Regions from separate parts of the Homo sapiens genome. Here region 1 is linked to region 2. Evidence: chromatin contacts called from ENCODE Hi-C or POLR2A ChIA-PET data. All regions are on one chromosome and are shown on one strand. The core of a region is the stretch at or near the end of the contact, and the rest is flanking DNA. Distances in the headings are between cores, read along the strand shown. Region 1 overlaps AGPAT4 (1-acylglycerol-3-phosphate O-acyltransferase 4). Region 2 overlaps LOC102724087 (a long non-coding RNA gene).

The links. Hi-C counts contacts between places; a loop is a spot of excess contacts on that map. ChIA-PET counts read pairs that join two places held with the same protein, here RNA polymerase II (POLR2A).
Region 1: a map of endothelial cell of hepatic sinusoid shows a loop between it and region 2 (4-fold over the local background). The contact joins two enhancer-like sites. A Hi-C loop is called at or near these places in 2 of 168 maps with a recorded cell type or tissue (astrocyte of the cerebellum and endothelial cell of hepatic sinusoid). POLR2A ChIA-PET finds 5 or more read pairs at or near these places in 1 of 52 experiments (AG04450).

The regions. Positions count from the first base shown.
Region 1 is chr6:161,255,880-161,260,997 of GRCh38, reverse strand. The region is part of intron 1 of AGPAT4 (1-acylglycerol-3-phosphate O-acyltransferase 4); the gene reads left to right. Among named protein-coding and RNA genes, the nearest start is that of AGPAT4, 16 kb to the left of the region's middle. Within about 2 kb of position 3,082, at least 6 of the 41 ENCODE cell types and tissues checked have a DNase peak (open chromatin) inside an H3K27ac peak, as active enhancers do.
Region 2 is chr6:160,928,355-160,933,341 of GRCh38, reverse strand. The region is part of intron 3 of LOC102724087 (a long non-coding RNA gene); the gene reads right to left. Among named protein-coding and RNA genes, the nearest start is that of MAP3K4, 61 kb to the left of the region's middle. RefSeq lists an enhancer at 2,331-2,625. Within about 2 kb of position 2,046, at least 4 of the 41 ENCODE cell types and tissues checked have a DNase peak (open chromatin) inside an H3K27ac peak, as active enhancers do.

The DNA.
Region 1 (5,118 bases), core at 1,833-4,332, 330 kb before region 2:
ACGTGGTTCAGTGTGCACTCCTCTAAGGAGATTTCCTGACCTCCTCATGGCCCTGCCTGGTGAAATCAGGTGTCCTAACCCTGACGTTTATTTATTTTTTCTTTTTTTTGAGACAGGCTCTCACTTTGTCACCCAGGCCGGAATGCAGTGGCTCAAACACAGCTCACTTCAACCTTGACCTCCCTGGCTCAAGTGAGCCACCTGCCTCAGCCCTCCCCAAGTAGCTGGGACTATGGGTGCACACCACCACACCCAGCTAATGTTTGTATTTTGTGTAGAGAGGGAGTTTTGCCATGTTGCCCAGGCTGAATCCTGTTTTTTTTTTTTTTTTTTTTTTTTTTTGAGACGTAGTCTCCTTTTGTGGCCCAGGCTGGAGTGCGGTGGCACAATCTTGGCTCACTGCAACCTCCGCCTCCCAGGTTCAAGTGATTCTCCTGCCTGCCTCAGCCTCCTGAGTAGCTAGGACTACAGGTGTGTGCCACCACGCCTGGTTAATTTTTAGTAGAGATGGGGTTTCACCATGTTGGCCAGGCTGAACTCAAACATCTGACCTCAAGTGATCCGCCTGCCTCAGCCTCCCAAAGTGCTGAGATTACAGGTGTGAGCCACTGTGCCAGGCCTGGCTTTTTATTTTCAAACCACGCTGCACATTCCAAGAGAGTAGCAGTTAGTCTTGGACTCTACAACTTGAATTTCTTATCTTGCTTTCCTGCAGTTTGACAAGCTCCTTGGGACTGGTCAGTGTTCATTCCCCAGGCTGGTTCTTTCATAAACGCTGTCTGCAGGAATGAAAGGCATCGCCTATGGAAAGGGCTAAGAGGAAGAGGACACTCCCATGTGCGGTGGGAGTAATGGCCCCTCCGTCTTCCTAGCAGTTCACTGAAGCCTGAAGCAGTGAGAGGCTGCTGGATCCCACTGTGCTTTTGTTAAAGCCCTGTCCCCACATGCTGTTCTTGGCTTGTTATAGTGGCACGCAGTTCACTTCCAGAGACTCCCCAGCCCCAAACACGTATAGCGCCAGGTGAATGGAAGTTTCCTCCAGTGCAACTCCTGGATGGGTCTGAGAAGGGAAGCAAGAACCAGGATGTGACTCAATGGTGAACTTACGACTCGGCCCTGGGGGTGCAGCGTGCACATAGATACCATGGAGCTAGGTGCTGACATTGTAAAAAGTGGACCCCTGTCCGGAAGACTTTCATTTTCTTTCGGCAGTTCTTAACTCTCTTCCTTGGTCACATTTGAGGAGTTGCCCTGTTGGTAAGCTCAAGGTGCCACTCAGCCAGAGAGTCCTCCTGGGCATGTGAACTGTGCGGTGACCTGGGACCCCACAGTTGGGGTAAGGCTCTGCTCTCCCTTGTTGAAATTCTTGATAGTTTTTGAAGAAGGAACCCCACATTCTCATTTTGACCAGGCCTGGCAAATGCTGTAGCCTTTCCTGCATTGAGTATAGAGTTAGTGAGTTTTCACACGTGCTGGTAGTGTGGCACATGTGTGAAAACTCACTAACTCTAGACTCAACCAACTCCAGACCGCCCTGCAAAAGACCGGGTGGCTCTACAAAAGTCCGTGATCACCAGCAACTCAAAGCATACGCGCTGCGGACAGCCAAGGTCATATTAGGACTATCTCAGTATAGAAAGGATGATTGGTGCTGTTAAAGCTTCAGGGGTGCAGAGGTCTGTTACATGGCATTGTGACCATAACTAAGAATAATGTGTATTTAAACATTACTAAAAGAATAGATTTTAAACTTTCTCATCATAAGAAAAATAAGTATGGGAAGTGATCGATACGTTAGCGAGCTTCATTTAATCATTTCACGGTGTAAACGTATATCATAACATTATGTTGTACACCATAAATATGTACAATTTTTATTTGTCAATTGAAAAGAATTTAAGGCCGGGTACCGTGGCTCACACCTGTAATCCCAGCACTTTGGGAGGCTGAGGCGGGAGGATCACTTGAGGTCAGGAGTTTGATACCAGCCTTGCCTGTATGATGAAACCCTGTCTCTACTAAAAATACAAAAAATTAGCTGGGCCTGGTGGCGGGCGCCTGTAATCCCAGCTACTTGGGAGGCTGAGGCATGAGAATCTCTTGAACCTGGGAGTGGGGGTTGCAGTGAGCCTAGATTGTGCCACTGCACTTCCAGCCTGGGCGATAGAGTGAGACTCATTCTCCAAAAAAAAAAAAAAATTAAATGCTTGTGGTAAAATAGTCCCCAAGTCTTTCACATCTAGCCATGTGATTAAACTTTCAACCAAGTCTTGCTACAACCTAGCTTGAGTAATGACTCTCTGTGGATGGTGTTTCTGTGTTTTTTGCGGGGAGTGGGGTGGGGAGGAGAAATAAGAACCATCTCCCAACATATATAGGTGGTGAAGTCCAAAGCTGAAGTTGCCCCAGATAAGAGAACTCTCCTGTTTTCTAGGACTGTGAGAGGTTATTGCTCTCTTGTGTCAATTTTAGTTGTGTTTTTTCTTTCTGTATTTTGCTTGTCTTATGATTCAAGACATGAACATAAATATACATTTGAAAATTTCCACCAAGAGGTGGAAAAGTTTATAGATTCAGAGAAGATAACTTTGTACAAAACAAAAGTCTAAAAATGGTTGTTGGATACTCTCAGGTATTTGGAGAATCTGCCAACCCGTTTGCAGGAAATTTGTTTTCAAATGGGAAAGGATAGAACAGCCTGAAGATGGGAGTGCAGTCATTTTGAGTTACTTCCGTTATTGCAGCCAAGGGAAGTCACTTTTTAGGGAAGACAATGGACGTAGAGTTTTCATCTCTGAACTGCCACTCTCAGTCTTTGAGGTCTCATGGAGGAAAAAAAGTGTCATAAGACTGGAGATAAGTAAAATTCCTTGTTTTTAAAAGTTGAGAAGTGTAAATACTAGAACTTTCATTCTGGCACGCAGGAGTTTTTTCCTTCCAAGTGTTTTAACGTAGGAAGTAATAAATGATCCCATGGAGCCAGGATGTGTGCGCCAAAACTAAATCATGTTGAGTTAACCTCACTTATTTCATTGGTACCGTTACTGGGTGAGTCAGTTGAGAAAGTGCCAGAGCAAGGGTGATCCTGTAAAGTAAACATTTGACAGACTGCGTCACCACATCCTTGTGTATATGATGGTGACCTGGGGATTGGGACCAGATGGGTTCATAGCTAATGGAACAACAGAATAAGCTTGTATTCACTTCCATATGAAATAGAAGGTGGGACTAACGCTGTCTTTCCTTTTTTTTTCTTCTCTTTCTCCTTCTTGTCCACATTCCTTTTTAATTTCCATGAAGAAAATTAATTTAAATTGACTTCTCATATTTCAAGAACCCTTTGATCATTTTTTTGATGTTGGATTTCAGCAGTTTTAAAAACTTCTGTCTTCATTTAATTTTTTAATGGCATTACTAAGATATAATTTACATACCATAAATTCACCCATTTTAAGTGTATAGTTCAATGAGTTTTGGTAAATTTGGCGTTGTGTAACCATCACCAAAATCCAGCTTAGAACGCCTCTCTCATCCCAAAAGTCTCCTCATGCCCACAGGATCCATCCTCACATGTGTCTGTAGCTCAGACAATCAGTGATCCAGTTTCTGTGTCTGTAATTTGGCCTTTGATAGGTATTGCCTATGAGTGGGATAATTCACTATGTATTGTTCTGTGTCTGGCTCTGTTCATTTAGCATAATATGCTTGAGATCCACCCGTGGCATGCATGGAGCCGGGACTGGTTCCTTCTTGTTAGTGGTCTTCCGTCCTGTGGCTGTACCATCTCTTGCTTCTTTATTCACCGGGTGATGGATATTTGGAACATTTTAGCATTCATCTAATTTTAAGTTTACTACTTTTATCCTGATCCAAAGTTCATGTTAGAAACAAGTGCTGTTTTCATTGCCACTTTCCCCCCATCTCCAACATCTCATTTAGGGCACAGGAAAATTCTTAGTAAGGACTTAGAGGAAAAGTGAAGACCTCTGCCTCCACGCCCACTGGCTAAGGTGGCTGGTCTGCAGGGAGCTCGCAACAGGCGTCTCCAACGTGATGCCAAAGGCTGACTTTTGGGAAAGTGGAAACTCTCCCAGACCTAAAACTGGAGAAAAGGCACATCCATTCTTGATGCCTGTCTTGTGGGCTTATTCGTCTCCTAGGCAGAATGCATGAAAATTTCAGTGTTGCCAAACTGATGAACCCATTTCTTTCCCTTCAATTATTTATCTCCCCACTGATTTCATTAATTAATGAAGCTTTTGGCAATCCACCAGATTTCTTTCGGGAACGCTCTTTGTCAGTGTCGACTGTGTACAGGCTGCAGGGACCGGGGGAGCCATCAGACGCCGTCTCTGCCTCCCGAGCCTGCTTCAGGGAGGACGTGTCAGCTCCGCTGTGTGGCTATCAGAGGAAGCTGGTTTCATAGCACGAGTGTCATGTCTGTCACGTATTTCAGCCCTGGAACTTCTCCCCACATTTCATGTGAACACAGCAAATGTGTTCATCCATGACACACGGCAGAGAGCAGCGCTGGTGGTGAGGAACATCAGCAGAGTGTTTAATCTCAGCTTTTCAAAGCAGCCTCACAGGAAGGAGAACAAAATATTTGATCCACCGAAGACTTTTCCCCAATCTTAGGCACAAAGCCTAATTCTTCTAGATGGTGGCGGTCGCTGCCGTCACCATGCGTGCCTGGGGTTGATTTCCTCTTGCCTGGGAAACTTAGGGTGTTAGCCAGGTTTTCGTATCCTTCCAGCTTTGCCCATTGCCTATACTCAGGATCCAGGGTAAGGGCCAGTCCTACTTAAGGACCAGTCTCCGAGATCATTTCAGTTGAGGGGGATCTGTTTTACTTCCTGCAAGTGCTGTGGTGGGCAGTAACATCCTGCCAACCGGCCTCGCCTGGACACCTTGCTCTGCCTGGGTGAGGGTGGAGTGGCTTTTTCCTGCAGGCTGAAACTCCCTGACTCCTTTCTGCAGCTCATTTCCTTCATCTAAACAGCATGTCCCTCTATGTGTTGACATGGCTGTGTGGACTGAAGGCTGACTCTGCTTATGTTTTGTCTTCTGTGGGGCCAGTGTTTTTTTCTTTGTTTTTACATACAGCTTTATTGAGAT
Region 2 (4,987 bases), core at 797-3,296:
TGCATTAAATTTCCACTTACCTAAATCCATTTTTGTGCACTTGTTTTCTACTCTTGTAAGAAACACAACAGCGTCAACCTCAAAACAGTAATCTAGTCAAAGGAGCAATTCCCAAGGCACGACATGTGGGGAATTCAGATTCATCAGCACCCACAGAGACTACAGTGATTATTGATAACGCCAACTTAACGCCTGGCCAGCAGCATGGATCCTGACCTCCACTATTCTTGTGTGTTTACGGAATCACACAAAAGTGCAGTGTTTTCATTTTTGCTGCTTGTTTCACAGGTCTGTATAACCCACTTTTAAAGTCAAAAAGGCCAATAAAAGTATAAACTCAGTACAATGTATAATATACCTATTTCATATACATATGAATAGATATACACTTTTACACATGTATGCATATGTATCATATGCGTCAATTACTAGATGGAATAGAATTTTTTTTTTTTGAGACCGAGTCTCTGTCACCCAGGCTGGAGTGCAGCGGCATGATCTCAGCTCACTACAACCTCCGCCTCCCAGGTTCGAGCGATTCCTCTGCCTCAACCTGCTGAGTAGCTGGGATTACAGGTGCGTGCCACCATGCCCAGCTAATTTTTGTATTTTTAGTAGAGATGGGGTTTCACCATGTTAGTTAGGCTGGTCTCGAACTCCTGACCTAGTGATCTACCCACCTCAGCCTCCCAAAGTGCTGGGATTACAGGCATGAGCCACCATACCCCACCTAGAATTTTTTAAAATTGAAATATTTTCCAGTTTTTAAGCATATCAGCATATCAGCTAACTTTAAAGTGTTAATGTCACTGTACTTATAAATTATTGAAGCTTAAACTTTAGAATAGTGGAGGATAAGTTAAACGTAGCAAAAAGATTTCTCCTTTATTACTTCTTTTTTTAAAAAATATTTTTTTTTTTGGCACAAGCTCTCGCTCTGCTGCCCAGGCTGTAGTGCAGTGGTGCAATCTTGGCTCACTGCAGCCTTGTCCTCCTGGGCTCAATCATCCTCCTACCTCAGCTCCCGAGTAGCTGGGGCTACAGGCGTGCGGCCACCACACCCGGATAATTTTTTTGGTATTTTTTGTAGAGATGAGGTCTTGCCATGTTGCCCAGACTGGTCTTGAACTCCTGTGCTCAAGCAGTTCTCCTGTCTTGGCCTCCCAAAGTGCTGGGATTACAGGAGTGAGGCACTGCACGTGCCCTATTGCTTCTTTAAATAAGGGACAAGAGATATAAAGAGAAAACAGGAAGTACCTTCTCCCTCTGTAACTTATGAGGTAAGCAGCTAATTGATCATATGGTAAAGAAGAACCAAATAAAATTAGTGTCTCAAAATATCAGGAGCACTGCTTCTGTGAAATCAGTTAAAGTACATGTCCATATTAGTCATCCATTGATACACATGCTTATTTTCCTAAGTGAATTCTCCACAATTCTGAAAACCAGTGAAAAGATTATCTCATGTTAGTTCTACACAAAACCAAGCATCGCATGTGACTCTCCATGTTTCAAGGCATACACATCCCTTTCCACCGAGGATCAAAGTGCCCTACACCAAGGATCAAAGTGCCCTATGGGAAGCAACTTCTTGCCTTTTAAACCAGATTCAGTAAACAAAAACTGTTTTGCATAGCTGACAAAAGATCACACTGATTGCACAAAACAAGGTCAGCCTGTGGAAGGAAGCTTACAAGGTCAAATGGGGCACGTTAAGGAGGCGTAACCCATCACATTGACTTTTCTGCTGTTAGAATTTTTTTCTGGTAAAAAATACAGGTATCAGGATTCCCTGTGTCCAGCAGGTGTTAGAACAGAGGAAGACAGAGGGCGGCCTCCTGCAAAACATCTCCTACCCTTGCCAGTTTCCAATCCAGTGTCCAGGGGCTGGAGCATCAGGGCTCCCCGTGCTTGCGCTTGGAAGCAGAAACGCCCTCAAGCCCCAGTTCTCTCAGGGGCTCCGACCCACCTACCTGGGGTTCAGCCCCGGAGCCAGCGGCTGGACCGAACGGGGTCGCGCCCTGGAACACAGGGCGGGCGAAGGAGAAAAGCCCAGCTGGCAGCGCATGGGCGAGCGTCCTGCCTTTCCCAGCGGCCTTGGCCTGGCCATCATGGGCTTGCGGGAGGGGTCCGCCCACCCGCGCCCCCGCCCCGGGCCCCAGCCCCGTGCCTGCGCCTCTGCGGAGCGCAAGCGGCCTTGTTCCTCTCCCGCGGGGGACCCTTCGCGAGCTCCAGAAGCATCAGTGTCCTCCGGGCGGCCGCGGGCCCGCTGCGGCTCCCACCCTGGCGCCCCTGGATTGCTCTCCCCACTCTCAGCCTTACGCCCCACTCCTTCCACCCCGAATTTTGCAGCCTCAGGACTTGAACCATCTGCTGGCTGAAGTCACTTGGGACAAAACCCACGACAGGTTTTGGGAGCTGGACACTCCCTCCCAAGGAGGCGAGGGCGCGCAGCGAAGTGTGGGGTGTGCCGCCCCCTGCCGGCCTGGGTGACGTTCGCTTCTGCTTCCACGCTGCCCAGCAATGTCCAATTGGAACGTTTGGAAGGCAAGGCTGAGAATAAATGCTGTTTGCAAATTCCAGAAAAGAAAAAAAAATGTTGTTCTTCTATTTAGCAAAAGGTTTTCCCAGCCAAGCCAGCACTTCTGTGGGTAGTATTTAAGTCTTAAGTGCGTCAGAGCTGTTGCCTGCAGGCGCTGGTATTGCCCAAGGGGAAGTATCAGGACAATGTCTACGAAAACTCCAGGATCTTGGATGAAGCAACCTTTCCACATTAAGTTTGTAGCATAATCTACCAGGTCTCCTACGATTTACCCGTCATGCAAAAGGAGCAAGTTTCTGCAAAACAGGGCTTTCAAAGAGCCTTTTCAGGAGAAGAAAATGTTGGAAGAGCTAATTTGTTGCCTACTTGTTGTTCACTTTGCAACTAAAACTAATCCCCTTAAAGGTATTTATGGGTATGAATGATAAATAATGAAAAGGATCAAAATAGGAATGTTTCATTCACTTTAACCTGGCCCATGCTGTGCACTTCAGGCCCTAGACTCTGGTTTGAACTCTGTGATTTCTATCATTCCTTGGCTTTGTTTGCTTCATTGCTTGGGCTTTCAGACTGATCAGAGTTCTGTGAATACAGTAGGTGCTCAATAAATCCTTAATCTGGGTACTACCATTGATGCCTGTGGCAGTGACTGCAGATGGGCGGGCTCCTGCAGCAGCGAGGCGTGGGGCTAGAGGGCCTGGCTCTGGCATCCAACCCTGCTCCATCTGCCACAAAAGCTGTGTGACTTTGGGGAAGTTATGAACCTCTGCTGAACTCTCTGTGGGTAAAATGAGAGTAGTAGCAATAGCACCTCCCTCATAGGGTTGGAGTGAGGAGTAAATGAAATAACCTGTGTAAAGAACCTGGTATGGTGCCTAGTGTTGTGTAAACTACTAATTGGACAGGGGAGTAGTATCCAGAATATACAAGGAACTCAAACATCTCAACAGCAAAAAACCAATGCAGTTAAAATACGGGCAAATGATCTGAGCAGACATTTCTCAAAAGAAGTCATACAAATGTCCAACAAATATATGAAAATGTGCTCAATATCACTAATCATCAGCGAAATGGAAATCAAAACCACTATGAGGTATTAGCTCACCCCAGTTAGGATGGCTATTATCAGAAAGACAAAAAATAACACATGCTGGTGAGGATGCAGAAAAAAAGGGAACTTTTCTACACAGTTGGTGGGAATTTAAACTAGTACAATCTCTCTGGAGAACAGTATGGAGGTTCCTCAAAAAACTACAAATAGAAGTACCATATGATCCAGCAATCTCACTACGGGGCATTTATCCAACAGAATGGAAATCATTATATCACAGAGTCATCTGCAGCCCCGGGTTTATTGCAGCTCTGTTCACAATAACCAAGACATGGAATCAACCTAGTTGTCTGACCACACATGAATGGATAAAGAAAATGTGGCATATACATACCATGGAATACTATTCAGCTATAAAAAATAATGAAATCCTATTATTTGCAGCAACATGGATGAAGCTAGAGTACATTATGTTAAACAAGCCAGGAGCAGAAAGATTAACACTGTATGTTCTCACTCATAGGTGGCAGCTAAAAGAAGTTGATCTCAAGAAGTAAAAAGTAAACAGAAGATACTAGAGGCTGAGAAGGGTCCCAGGAAGGGAGGGATAGGGAGAGAGTTGTTAAAGGCTACAAATTACAGCTTGAAAAGAGGAATAGTTCTAGTGTTCTACACCACTGTAGAATGTCAACAGTAGTATAGTGAATAGTGTCAAATAGCTAAAAGGAGGATGTTGAATGTTTCCAACACAAATATATAATAAATGATAAACATTTGAGATGACATATATGCTAATTACCCTGATTTGATCACTATACATTATATGTATTGAAACATCTTATGTACCTTATGAATATGTACAATTATTATTTGTTGACAAGCATTTTTTTTTGAAAGCTTGATCTCATATAATTAGAGTAGAATAGTGGTACCAGAGGACGAGGAAGGTAGTTGGGGAGAGAAGAGAAGTTGGTCCATGGTTTCAAAATTCCAGTTAGACAGAAATAATAAATTCTGGTGTTCTATTACACACTAGGGTGACTATAGCTAATAATAATATATTGTATATTTCAAAATAACTAGAAGAGAAGATTTTGAATTTTCTCACCACAAAGAAAGGATAAATGTTTAAAGTGATAGATATGCTGATTACCCTAATTGATCATTATACAATATATCCATGCACTGAAACATCACACTGAACCCCATAAATATGTACAATTGCTATGTGTCAATTACAAATGAAATGAAACATTTAAAAAAGAGCTTAGTAAAGTGATTAGTATGTAGGCATTAATCAATCAAGTATAGATATTATTATTCCTCCTCCCAGTAGTAAATTGCAGTACAGTGGTTAAAAGTAATCACTTAAGACCTAGATATTTGGGTTAGAA